2 separate regions of the Mus musculus genome follow, and region 2 is linked to region 1. A link is a loop called in an ENCODE intact Hi-C map of the cell type or tissue named here. Cell type or tissue: gastrocnemius. All regions are shown on one strand. Links, peaks and the distances in the headings refer to the core of each region. The heading gives the core; the rest is flanking DNA. Region 1 overlaps Gm40874 (a long non-coding RNA gene). Region 2 holds the start of Sypl (synaptophysin-like protein).

The links. Peaks named below come from ENCODE experiments on the same cell type or tissue, not always from the same donor. Only the 100,000 strongest peaks of a DNase experiment are listed, where the experiment ranks them.
Region 2: it touches region 1 in a loop (2.9-fold over the local background); 16 of 42 quality-filtered maps call a loop at or near these places.

The regions. Positions count from the first base shown.
Region 1 is chr12:33,007,212-33,012,586 of GRCm38, forward strand. The region is part of intron 2 of Gm40874 (a long non-coding RNA gene); the gene reads left to right. Among named protein-coding and RNA genes, the nearest start is that of Gm40874, 14 kb to the left of the region's middle. In gastrocnemius, for the core only: a CTCF peak has its summit at 3,040 (motif pointing left); DNase peaks (open chromatin) are centred at 1,566, 1,830 and 3,032; H3K27ac peaks cover 934 bases.
Region 2 is chr12:32,949,639-32,955,013 of GRCm38, forward strand. Sypl (synaptophysin-like protein) reads left to right here and starts at 4,548. Exons shown (of 5, transcript NM_198710.3): 1 at 4,548-4,721. The coding sequence starts at 4,653. 4933406C10Rik (RIKEN cDNA 4933406C10 gene) reads right to left here and starts at 4,151. Exons shown (of 6, transcript NR_044986.1): 1 at 3,867-4,151; 2 at 3,560-3,733. In gastrocnemius, for the core only: a CTCF peak has its summit at 3,000 (motif pointing right); DNase peaks (open chromatin) are centred at 2,994, 3,702 and 4,368; H3K4me3 peaks cover 2,112 bases; H3K27ac peaks cover 2,847 bases.

The sequences.
Region 1 (5,375 bases), core at 193-5,192:
GTAAGTATTCAGTGTGTTGAGATTTGTTGCTGTTGTTTTGTTTTTGTTTTATTGAGATGGGGGGTCTTACTATGTAGCCATGACTGGTCTGGAATTCATTCCGAAGACCAGGCTGTCCTCAGACTCACAGAGCTCTGCCTGCTTCTGCCTCCTGAGGGCTGGGATTAACATGTCACCACACATGGCTTGAGTTGTGATCTATGGTGTGTGTGTGTTTTAAGAAATTCCAATGGTTGGAGACATCCCTCTTGGTCTTGCAGAGGACCCCAACTCAGTTCTCAGCATTCACTTCAGTTCATAATCACTGAAAACTCCAGTTCTAGGGGATCTGATGATTCTAGGCTCCAAGGGCGCTCAACTCACAGGTATACATATATCACCAACACGTACACACAATTAAACATAAAATAATCCTTAAAAAGTAAACTTAGGACCTAGAGGAGGCAGAATGAATAAGAGCTGGAGGCTGGGGAAAAGCACTGTGGGGTGACATTTATCAGGCATGGCATGGCTGCTACACTCATAAAGTTCGTGCTCACCTGCATGAACTCCGAGCAAAACTCACCCATCAATATTCTGGCCAGGACCCGTGAGGAGTGCATGTGGTCTCCTGAGGAGCAGAGACATTTTCCTCAGTGGTGTAGCTGCTGGTTAGTTGTCCACCCTTTGTTAAAGACCCTCTCATTCAGTGGGTCTCTCTCTCTCTCTGTGTCTCTGTCTGTCTCTCTGTGTCTCTGCCCCCCCTCTCTCACACACACAAACATGAAGCAGGAAGAAAGTAATAGGAGTGCTGAATATGATGGAAATGTGTTATTATATCTGTGAAAATTGTCAGTTAATTAAAATTACATGAAGAGGGAAGAAACTTCCAACCCCACAAGCAAAGAAGCACTTAATTTCATTTTCTCTGAATAAATGTCCCACCCACAGGGCTGCTGCTGATAGTTAGTGTTCCAAGACAGAGATAAGCAGACCCCAAACATACCATGTTGCTGCTCCTGGTGCTAGGAGGACCTTGGGGACCCTGTTCCTGTAAACTGGAATAAGTTCCCACTATAGTCTAGCTTCAAGCCACACCTCCAAGCAACCACCCTGAACAACCCCAACTGGGGCTCTGCACACAAGGTGCCAATGAATGGAAGGCCAGAGGCACCCATGGGGAGGAGGAGGCAGCCATCTTGGAGATCTCAAAGCCCAGCTGCTGCATCAGATAGAATGTCCTCTGAAAATAGTGGCTGTCACACAGCTGTTCCCCACATGCCAGGATCTGCCAGGGACCAATCTCCTAGCTCATGACAAACCCTCCTGTTAAGACCACAAAGCAGGGCATTGTAACGCTGTGTTAGCCAGTGTCTTCCCAGGGTAGATCTCCAGCCCGAGATCATCCCAGAACACTGTGGACAAAGGAGCCACAGTTGGAGCTGGGCTTGAAAGGGGAGCAGCTTAGAGAACGGAAGCCCACTCCCTCCAGCCAACAGGTCCACACCCACCTCCCAGGAAGGGGCCAGAGCAGGGCAGCAGTGTAAACTAGGCAGTTCTGAGGTAGCAGTGCCAGCCCTGCCCCCGGATAGCTTGCAGACACCCGCCCTGGCCTGATTTTCCTGTTCTGCCTGTCAAGGCTGCTGGAAGACATTTGACACATATGCCAGCTCTCTGGCCTTTGAGCCAGGTCTGGGGGACATACTTAAGCACTGAACTGAAAAGAACTCAGGAGGCCTTTAAAGGAAACCTGTACTTTTGTCTCTTTCCTCTGGCAGTCTGGCATTTAAGGAGCCTAAGAAGGGGTGGAGGGCGGACCACTTGAGGTGTGAACACCTGAGCTGGGCACTGGGCGGTGCTTAGCTTCTAAATCCAGGTCTTCAGTAAGAAATCCTGCAAGAAGGTGTGTGTGTGTGGCAAGAGTAGGGGTGGGGCTGGGGAAGCTGCCAGGGTATGGGGGATTGAAGGAGTTTATTGGCAAATGTTGCATTTGATGAGTATTTTCAAATACCAACAGCAAGAAGGGCTGTTGGGGGATGGGCTTTTGTTTTGAGGTTGTTTTATTTTTATTTTTTCACTTAGAAGATATTCAAGTATAAATCTGCACTGTCCCTCATCAAAGGAGCCAGTCTTGGTCCCTTTCTGGTTCCACTTGGCCAGCCTCACACTCTCACCTTCCTGTGTGCATCATGGCCCACCTCAGCTTCCTGTGTCTCTCCCTCCCCCTAGTGACCCCCAAACTTCTCACACTGGTCTCTGCTTCTCTCTCCCCACACAGGCAGTGATTCTGGCCATGTTAAATGTAAACTTTCCCACTTAGGTCAAAATATTTAACAGACCCCATCCCACCCCACTCTATTAGACTTACTACTCTAAGATAAATTGGATGTACGGTGAACTAATTACACAGCAGGGTTTTATAGACGACCCAGCGGGTAGAAACTTGCCAGTGAGGAAGGTAACCATGAATTTGGGAACCATATTAAACACAGCTGTGTCTTCCATGGGTGCAGCTAGATGCCTTTGGAAACCACAAACTAGATCACAGATGCCAAAAGCATGGTTGGCATCTTTAGGCTGGAGACAGCGGAGAGTGTGTGGGGGTGTGTACTGGCTGCACTCTCTCCTTGAAGCGTACCGTAGTGTGCTGCATTCTCTGGTAATGTGGATGTGGCCTAGACTGCCTGCTACTGAGGAAAGTCAAGACCCATCAGAATGGGAGCACTGGCTGGAGCCAGAAGGTTCTTCACCATTAGTAGGTGGAGGGAGACAAGCCCCATGTAGAGAAAGCTAGGCGGCTCCCCTAATAGGTGTGTGTGACAAATGTAGGGAGTTCCAGAGTCCTAGAGGTGAGATACAGGCACTATGACCCCACAAGGCCACACCATAGACGAAGAAGACATTTCCAAAGTTCTCCCAGTTCTGACTCTTGGGGTTTGCTTCAGATCTGCTGGACTGTTTTCCTGACAGAGACACTACAGAAGTGAGGAAATGTGTCCTCACCTCCAGCATATGTGGGCTATAATGCCCATGAAGGGTGTCATGGTGCCACCTTCTGCTTCAGTCCTGAAATTGCACCCTCACGGGGCTCATGCCCATGCGACCATTCCCTGCTGTGACTTCCCAAACCCAGTCCTCATAGCAGGGATGTTGCTTCAGCTGTTCTTTTCTTAGAGATCTAGTTTCAAAGCTATTTTTAGAAGTGTATTTTGTACAGCCATATTATGAATCAATAAAAACATTTTTATTTTAATTAATTAATCAATTAGTTAACTTTATATCCCGACATCAGTTTCCCCTCCTTCCTCTCCTCTCAGTCTTCCCCACCCCCTATCTATTCCTTCTCCATTTCTCTTCAGAAAATGGATGTTAGTCAGCTTTGGCATATCTAGTGTCAGTAAGACTAGGTCCCTCCTCTATTGAGGAGAGACAAGACATCCCAGTAGGAGGAAAGGACCCAAAGGCAGGCAACACAATGAGAGATAGCTCCTGTTTCTGCTGTTAGGAGTCCCACATGAAGACCAAGCTACACAACTATTACACATGTGAAGACCTTCTAGTTCATGTGTGCTCTCTGGTTGGCGGTTCAGTCTCTATGAGCCTCTATGGGCCCAGGTTAGTTGATTCTGTAGGGTTTCTTGTGGTGTCCTTGACCCCTCTGACTCCTTCAATCCTTCCTCCTCATCTTCCTTAGGATTCCCCAAGCTCTGCCTAATGCTTGCTTGTGGGTCTCTGCCTCTGTTTCCATCGGTTGCTGAGCAAAGCCTCTCTGCTGACACAAGCTGGAGTTATCACAGAGAAAGGAGCGTCAGTTGAGAAATGTCTCCATGAGATCCAGCTGGAAGGCATTTTCTCAATTAGGGATCAAGAGGAGGGGGACCCCTTGTGGGTGGGACCATCTCTGGACTGGTAGTCTTGGGTTCTATAAAAAAGCAAGCTGAACAAGCCAGAGGAAGCAAGCCAGTAACATCATTGCTTCACGGCCTCTGCATCAGCTCCTGTATCCTGACCTGCTTGAGTTCCAATCCTGACTTCCTTTGGCGATGAACAGCAATGTAGAAGTGTAAGCTGAATAAACCCTTTCCTCCCCAACTTGCATCTTGGTCATGATATTTTATGTTGGAATAGAAACCCTGACTAAGACAATTCCTTCTCGTGGCATGGGTCTCAAGCTGGACTAGTTATTGTTGGCCATTACCTCATTTTTTGTTCCATCTTTACCCCCAGCACATCTTATAAGCAGGACGAATTGTAGGTCAAAGGTTTTGTTCCTGCATTGGTGTTCCAATCCCTCCATTGTCTTGCCTGGTTACAGGAGATGGCCTGAAATAATCTCCATATCTTGCATTGCTAGAAGCCTTAGTTAGGGTCACCTTCATAGATTTCTGGGAATTTCCATTTCCTTAGGTTTCAAGCGTGTTCCAGAGATGACTGCCTCCCCACCCCTCACCCCCCACCCCCACCCCCCACCCCCCACCCCCTGCTCCAGCCCGGACTCTCCTAGTTCTCTCTCCCTCCATCCTCCCACTACTTGATTCCCATCTCCCTACCTGATACCTTCCCCTCCTGTTCCCACCCCAACCCTAACCCCATCCACTGGCAATTTTAATTCTATTTCCCTTTCTCAGTGAGATTCACAAATCATCCCTTGGATCCTCCTTATTACTTAGCTTCTTTGGGTCTGTGGATTGTAGCACGGTTATCCTTTATGGCTAATATCCACTTATAAGTTTGTCTTGTTTGTCTTTCTGGGTCTGGGTTACCTCACTCAGGATGATCGTTTCTAGTTCCATCCATTTACCTTCAAATTTCACGCCATTGTTTTTAATGACTGAGTAATATTCCGTTGTATAAATATACCCCATTTTCTTCACCCATTCCTCAGGAGAGGGACATCTAAGTTGTTTCCAGTTTCTGACTATTACGAATAAAGCTGCTAGGAACATAGTTGAGCAAGTGTCCTTGTGGGATGATGGAGTATCCTTTGGCTATATGCCAAGGAGTGATATAGCTGTGTCTTGAGGTAGGTCTGTTCCCAATTTTCTGAGAAAATGCTAAATTGGTTTCCAAAGTGAATGAGCAAGTTTGCACTCCCACCAGCAATGGAGGAGTGTGCCCCTTGCTCCACATTCTCACCAGCATGATCTTAGGCCATCCTGATGGGTGTAAAATGGAGTTTCCGAGTCATTTGATTTGCATTTCCCTGCAGCCGAACGATGTTGAACATTTCTTTAAGTGCTTCTCAGCCATTTAAGAATCCTCTGTTGAAAATTCTGTTTAGATCTGTACCCCACTTTTTAAAATTGGGTTATTTATTTTGTTGATGTCTAGTTTCTATATATTTTGGATATCAGCCCTCTGTTGGGTGTAGAGTTGGTTAAGATATTTTCCCATTC
Region 2 (5,375 bases), core at 249-5,248, 58 kb before region 1:
GTAGGTTTTGAACTTAATTTTGAAGTATTCAAAACTAATTTTCAGGAAAAAGAAAGAAAACATTTAGTTGGGAATTAATTACAAAGACTTATTTTGCCAGTAAGGTGCCAGAAATCTTATATTCCCACCAAGCAAAGCAAAGCATATTTATAGCTACTCAGTGATATGATTTTTGTCTCAATAGAGCATCCTTCCTGGCCTCTGAACATCCATCTCTAAATCCCAGTGCCATAGTCCAGCAAATGTTCTGTAAGGGGCAAATAGAGAGTGAAATAGTGACAAATTATTTAGCATCTATACAGATCTACACACGACTTCAGATAGGGCAATTTGGCATTACAAGCATTATTTCTGTAATTGCCCTCATAAAAGAAATAAGAAGAGGACTGGAACAATGAGCTGGCAGCTAAGCATTCTGCCTGCTCTTGCAGGGGACCTAGGTGGGTATTAGCATTCATATGGCAGCTCACAGCCAACTATGACTCCAGTTTCAGGGGATCTCATGTTTGACACCCTCGTCTGTCCGGTCTCCACAGGCCTTTCCTCAGAGTTGAGGAAATGACCACAGTTGTAGGCATGGTTCACCGTCATCTTGAACAGTCTTCCCAGAGTTTGAACAGTTATGTTTTCAATGAAATGCTACTGTTATGGGAGTGTGACACTCTTGCAGACACCCCTGGCTCTGCCATCCACTCTTACCTCCTTCTCAGGCAGCAGTGCTACGTCACATGTGACTAAGGTTTCATGCTTCCTGTGGTTCCATTCAGATCTTATAAATGAATCCTGACAAGTGACCCGATGTGGCTCAGACCACACTAAGTGGTCTCTGTATTGAAAAAACAATGGCTCAGGGCCAATGAAGGGACCCTCTTAAAATTCAAGTCTGGCAGATTTCCTGGGAAGCTGTAATAAGACCTTCCACTGGTGGGTTTGAACAAGTAGGAGAGAAAGGAGTCAAAAAGTAAAAGAGAGACAATATAATGCATACCTCACAGGTTAAGAATCCAGCCTATCGTAATTCCTGAGACTACAATAATAGACAGAGAAAGCCACCACCACCACCACCACCACCACCCCCACCACCACCACCACCCTGAGAAATGCCTTAATCCCAGCACTCGGGAGGGAGGCAGAGGCAAGTGGACATCTGTGAATTTAAGGCCAACCAAGGCTACAGAGTGAGATCCTATCTCAAAAGAAAAAATAAAACAAGAAACAGGTTGAGATTATATCACCCAGGCTGGACCAACTTCAATTCCTGGACTCCACTAAAGAAAAGAAAAAACTATTTGTAATGATCCTCTTTCCTCAGTCTACTGAATAGCTGGAACTAAGGCAGATCTTGGAATACATTTGTCCCTGGGGCACTACCTGTACTAATAAGTGCGTTAAGACTATTATTTTAAATGTTCCTTTTGATGCTCATTTCCCTACAAATTAGCATAGACATTGAGAATGGAGCAATTTGGCTACCTTGAGCACAATAACTATGTGCTTAATAACAAATATCTTGGACATCTCATGGACACCCTGAGATAATTATGCAAAAACTGTAGCTGACTGCTCTGCTTCTTAAAGGCACAGTGCCATCCAGAGCTGTTTGAAAAAGTTTATCTAAGTTTTTTTTGCTTCCTCAATGCCCACTCTAGATGACCCTGGAATCATTCCCACAGTGACCTGACATGGAACCCTTCCTTTGGGGGTCTAGTGTTTTTTTTTTATTACGTATTTTCCTCAATTACATTTCCAATGCTATCCCAAAAGTCCCCCACACCCCCCCCACCACTCCCCTACCCACCCACTCCCCCTTTTTGGCCCTGGCGTTCCCCTGTACTGGGGCATATAAAGTTTGCGTGTCCAATGGGCCTCTCTTTCCAGTGATGGCCGACTAGGCCATCTTTTGATACATATGCAGCTAGAGTCAAGAGCTCCGGGGTACTGGTTAGTTCATAATGTTGTTCCACCTATAGGGCTGCAGATCCCTTTAGCGCCTTGGGTACTTTCTCTAGCTCCTCCATTGGGGGCCCTGTGATCCATCCAATAGCTGACTGTGAGCATCCACTTCTGTGTTTGCTAGGCCCCGGCATAGTCTCACAAGAGACAGCTACATCTGGGTCCTTTCGATAAAATCTTGCTAGTGTATGCAATGGTGTCAGCGTTTGGAAGCTGATTATGGGCTGGATCCCTGGATATGGCAGTCTCTAGATAGTCCATCCTTTCGTCTCAGCTCCAAACTTTGTCTCTGTAACTCCTTCCATGGGTGTTTTGTTCCCAATTCTGAGGAGGGGCATAGTGTCCTCACTTCAGTCTTCATTCTTCTTGAGTTTCATGTGTTTAGCAAATTGTATCTTATATCTCGGGTATACTAAGTTTCTGGGCTAATATCCACTTATCAGTGAGTACAGGGGGTCTAGCGTTAAGAGACAAATCTGTGATTAGCTCAGAGTGTTGGGTATAATTTATTTAAAACAAACAGTTGTGCTTGTCCAGTGTTGGTAGGTATAGTCCTTAGGCTACATCAGAGGACGTTCAGGCTCACTCAGTGTGCTGAGTCAGGATACTCTGGTGTTGTAAGCTCCTCTGGTATTGCAGCCTTACCCCCCCCCCCCCACACACACACACACACACAACTGCTCTTAGGTGGTCTTGCCTACTTTTAGTAGTGCAGGATAAGATGACACAGAACAGAAAGCAGCAGAGACTGGAAAGCAGTGGCGGCAAAATGGCACACACAGAAGTAGCAGGTACCCTGTGTCTAAGGCGGCAGAAGTGAACAGTCCTAGCAGCTGAGGTAGAGAGCCAAGACTAACGGATAAAACCTTATAATCAGCCAGAGAAGAGCAAGGGCAGGCCCTGGCACCACAAGAGCTCCAGATAGCTGTTAAGCCTTCAGGGCCAAAGGTCTCATCCTGGGCCAAGAGCTGCCAAGGGTTGAGGAACCCCAGTGTTCTAGACTTACAAACCGGAACATTTGTAAGGTTGAGTTATGAGGGCTGCAACACTAGAGGGTGCCACTTGCTGCTGCTTCTGTCGGGATTCAGCCACCACTCACTGCTGCCTGACAGAAATGAAGGCTACAAGAGACCAGCTCCTCACTTGCTTCCCCTGCCTATCCTTCCCACAATTCCTATCCAACTGTGCAGTCAAGCAAACCTCAGCCAGCTGCCTGGTGACAGGACTACAGGAACAAACCATGGGAGTACAAATTGTTTCAGACCTCTCAGCTCTATAAAGTTGCAAGATGAGCATTATCCCATCCTGTTAGCATCTATTTCATTTTGAAATTACATTGAATATATTTTTGGCTATTTTGTATAATTCTACTTTGAATACTTTTTCCTTTGAAGCACAGCTAAGTGATTTACTTGTGGGTTCCTATCCAACAGGTCTCAGCAGAAAATAACTTTTTTTTTTTAAGACTTAAAGAGAAATGCTGAGTGGAATACACGGAAATAAGAGTGAAGGAAGGAGGAAGTGTTAGCTTGGTAGTAACTGTTCATGGGTAGTGGTCAGTTCTAATGGAATACTCCACTGACATTTAGGAAATATAAATAAGTACCTGGGAGCTGGAACTAGGATCCTCTGTGGCAAAGATCTTCCTTCGATGTTGGTGTTATCTCACCATGCATGAAGACAGGCCACTATCCCAACCCTCCAAAAAAGGCCAGGCACAAGGAAGCCAGAGAAGAGATGTCTAGATTGGTCCCATTCTGGTGGCAGGAGGGAGTGTTCCCTAAGACAAATCATGAAAGATGAGTTAACTTGACCCCCCCCCACTCCCCCGCCCCCCCCCAAAAAAAAACGGCACGAAATACAGGCCTCGCCAAACGGGGATAGAGGTGGAGAGATGAGTTGTCCTGTGAGACCTGTCAAGCCATGATCTCAAATGGGTGGTCTTTCTCCTACTCTGGCTCCAACAACTTTGCGATGTCTGCGGAAATGTTTGGTGAATCATACGTTCAAGCACCCTTACATAAGGCAGGTTCGCCAGACGGCCGCAGTTTTGCAATAACTATGACTTTAAGGGCCCTGAACACGAGCTTTGAAGTGAGGCTTTGTCTGTGTACACACTTGACACATTTGCCCAAAAGTTCAGAGCACTGGGAAGAAAACGGGCCGTTGTGAGGGCGGGCAGTCACAGCCACAAAAGGGCATAGCAACCAGAACGCCACCGAGGTGGAGGGCCGTGCTGCGCAGGCGCAGCTGTCCCCCGACCCCACCCACCCCCGTCGCGCGCTCGCAAAGGCCGGAAAAGAGTCTGGGGCCTAGGGAGCGCGCGTGCGCGTTAGAGACAGAGCTAGGCTTTGGGGAAGGGGGCGCGGCACACGCATGGCTTCCAAAGCCAACATGGTTCGTCAGCGGTTCAGCCGGCTGAGTCAGGTGCGGCCGGGGGAGGAGCCAGCCCTTCCCAGTCCCTCCTCGGCCTGGTCTCGGCTCGCCCTCTCTGTCTCCTGGGCGCGGACTCAACGGCCGCCCGGCCCCGCCTTAAAGGCCAGGCCGTCCCGCCCCGATGCCCCTTCGTCCCCACCCCTCCGGCCCCGCCCCCAGCCCCGCCGGCTCCGCCTCCCGCTCTCGCCGCGGAGTCGCTCCGGTCTCGCCGCTCCCCTCCTCCGCCCCGCGTCCTGACTCTCTTCCCTCCTTTCCCTCAGAGGATGTCCGCCTTCCAGATCAACCTCAACCCGCTCAAGGAGCCGCTCGGCTTCATCAAGATCCTCGAGTGGGTGAGTGCAGCTTGCGACGCCGACCTCGCCCGGTCCAGCGCGGGGCGCCTTGCCGGGAGGCGGGGACGCGGTCGTGAGGGAGTCCCCCACGCTCGAAGGCCGCGGGGCGGAGATGGCGGCCGGCGTCGAGTCGAGTCGCCGGTGTGGGCGGCTTCTCCCGGCCGCCCCTAGCCGCGGAGGCGTGGAAGCTCGCTCGCTTTTTTTTCTCAGGCTCCACTGCCATCCGCAAAGGAAGACAGGATTTCCTGCTGCGGTCCAACTGATACCGACCGCCCGGAGGCCCGCGGCTTCCGCGGGCGAGGCTAGACCTGGGTTGCGCCCTTCGCTGGCGGCGGGTATGGGCTCCTGTTAAAAATAGTGTGTGTCAGAGAAGCCGAGGCAAAGCCCTTGCCCCGACGCATTAAATTGTCGGCCCATTTAACGCCTGGCCTGGACGTCGAGATTGTTTATAGCAACATCCTGCTTGGAAAGTCAGCTTTCTGCCCTTTCCTGCCAAGCAATCATTAACATCAAAGGAGACTTACAAGTTAGACCTTGTCACGTGCAGCTAGTTTATCAAGCTCTGCGATTTTCCTTCAAACTTAGCGGCCCACTATAGTTGGGTGCTGACTTGAAGAGTTAATGTAAGCACTTGGCATTTATTTGCCCCGTGTG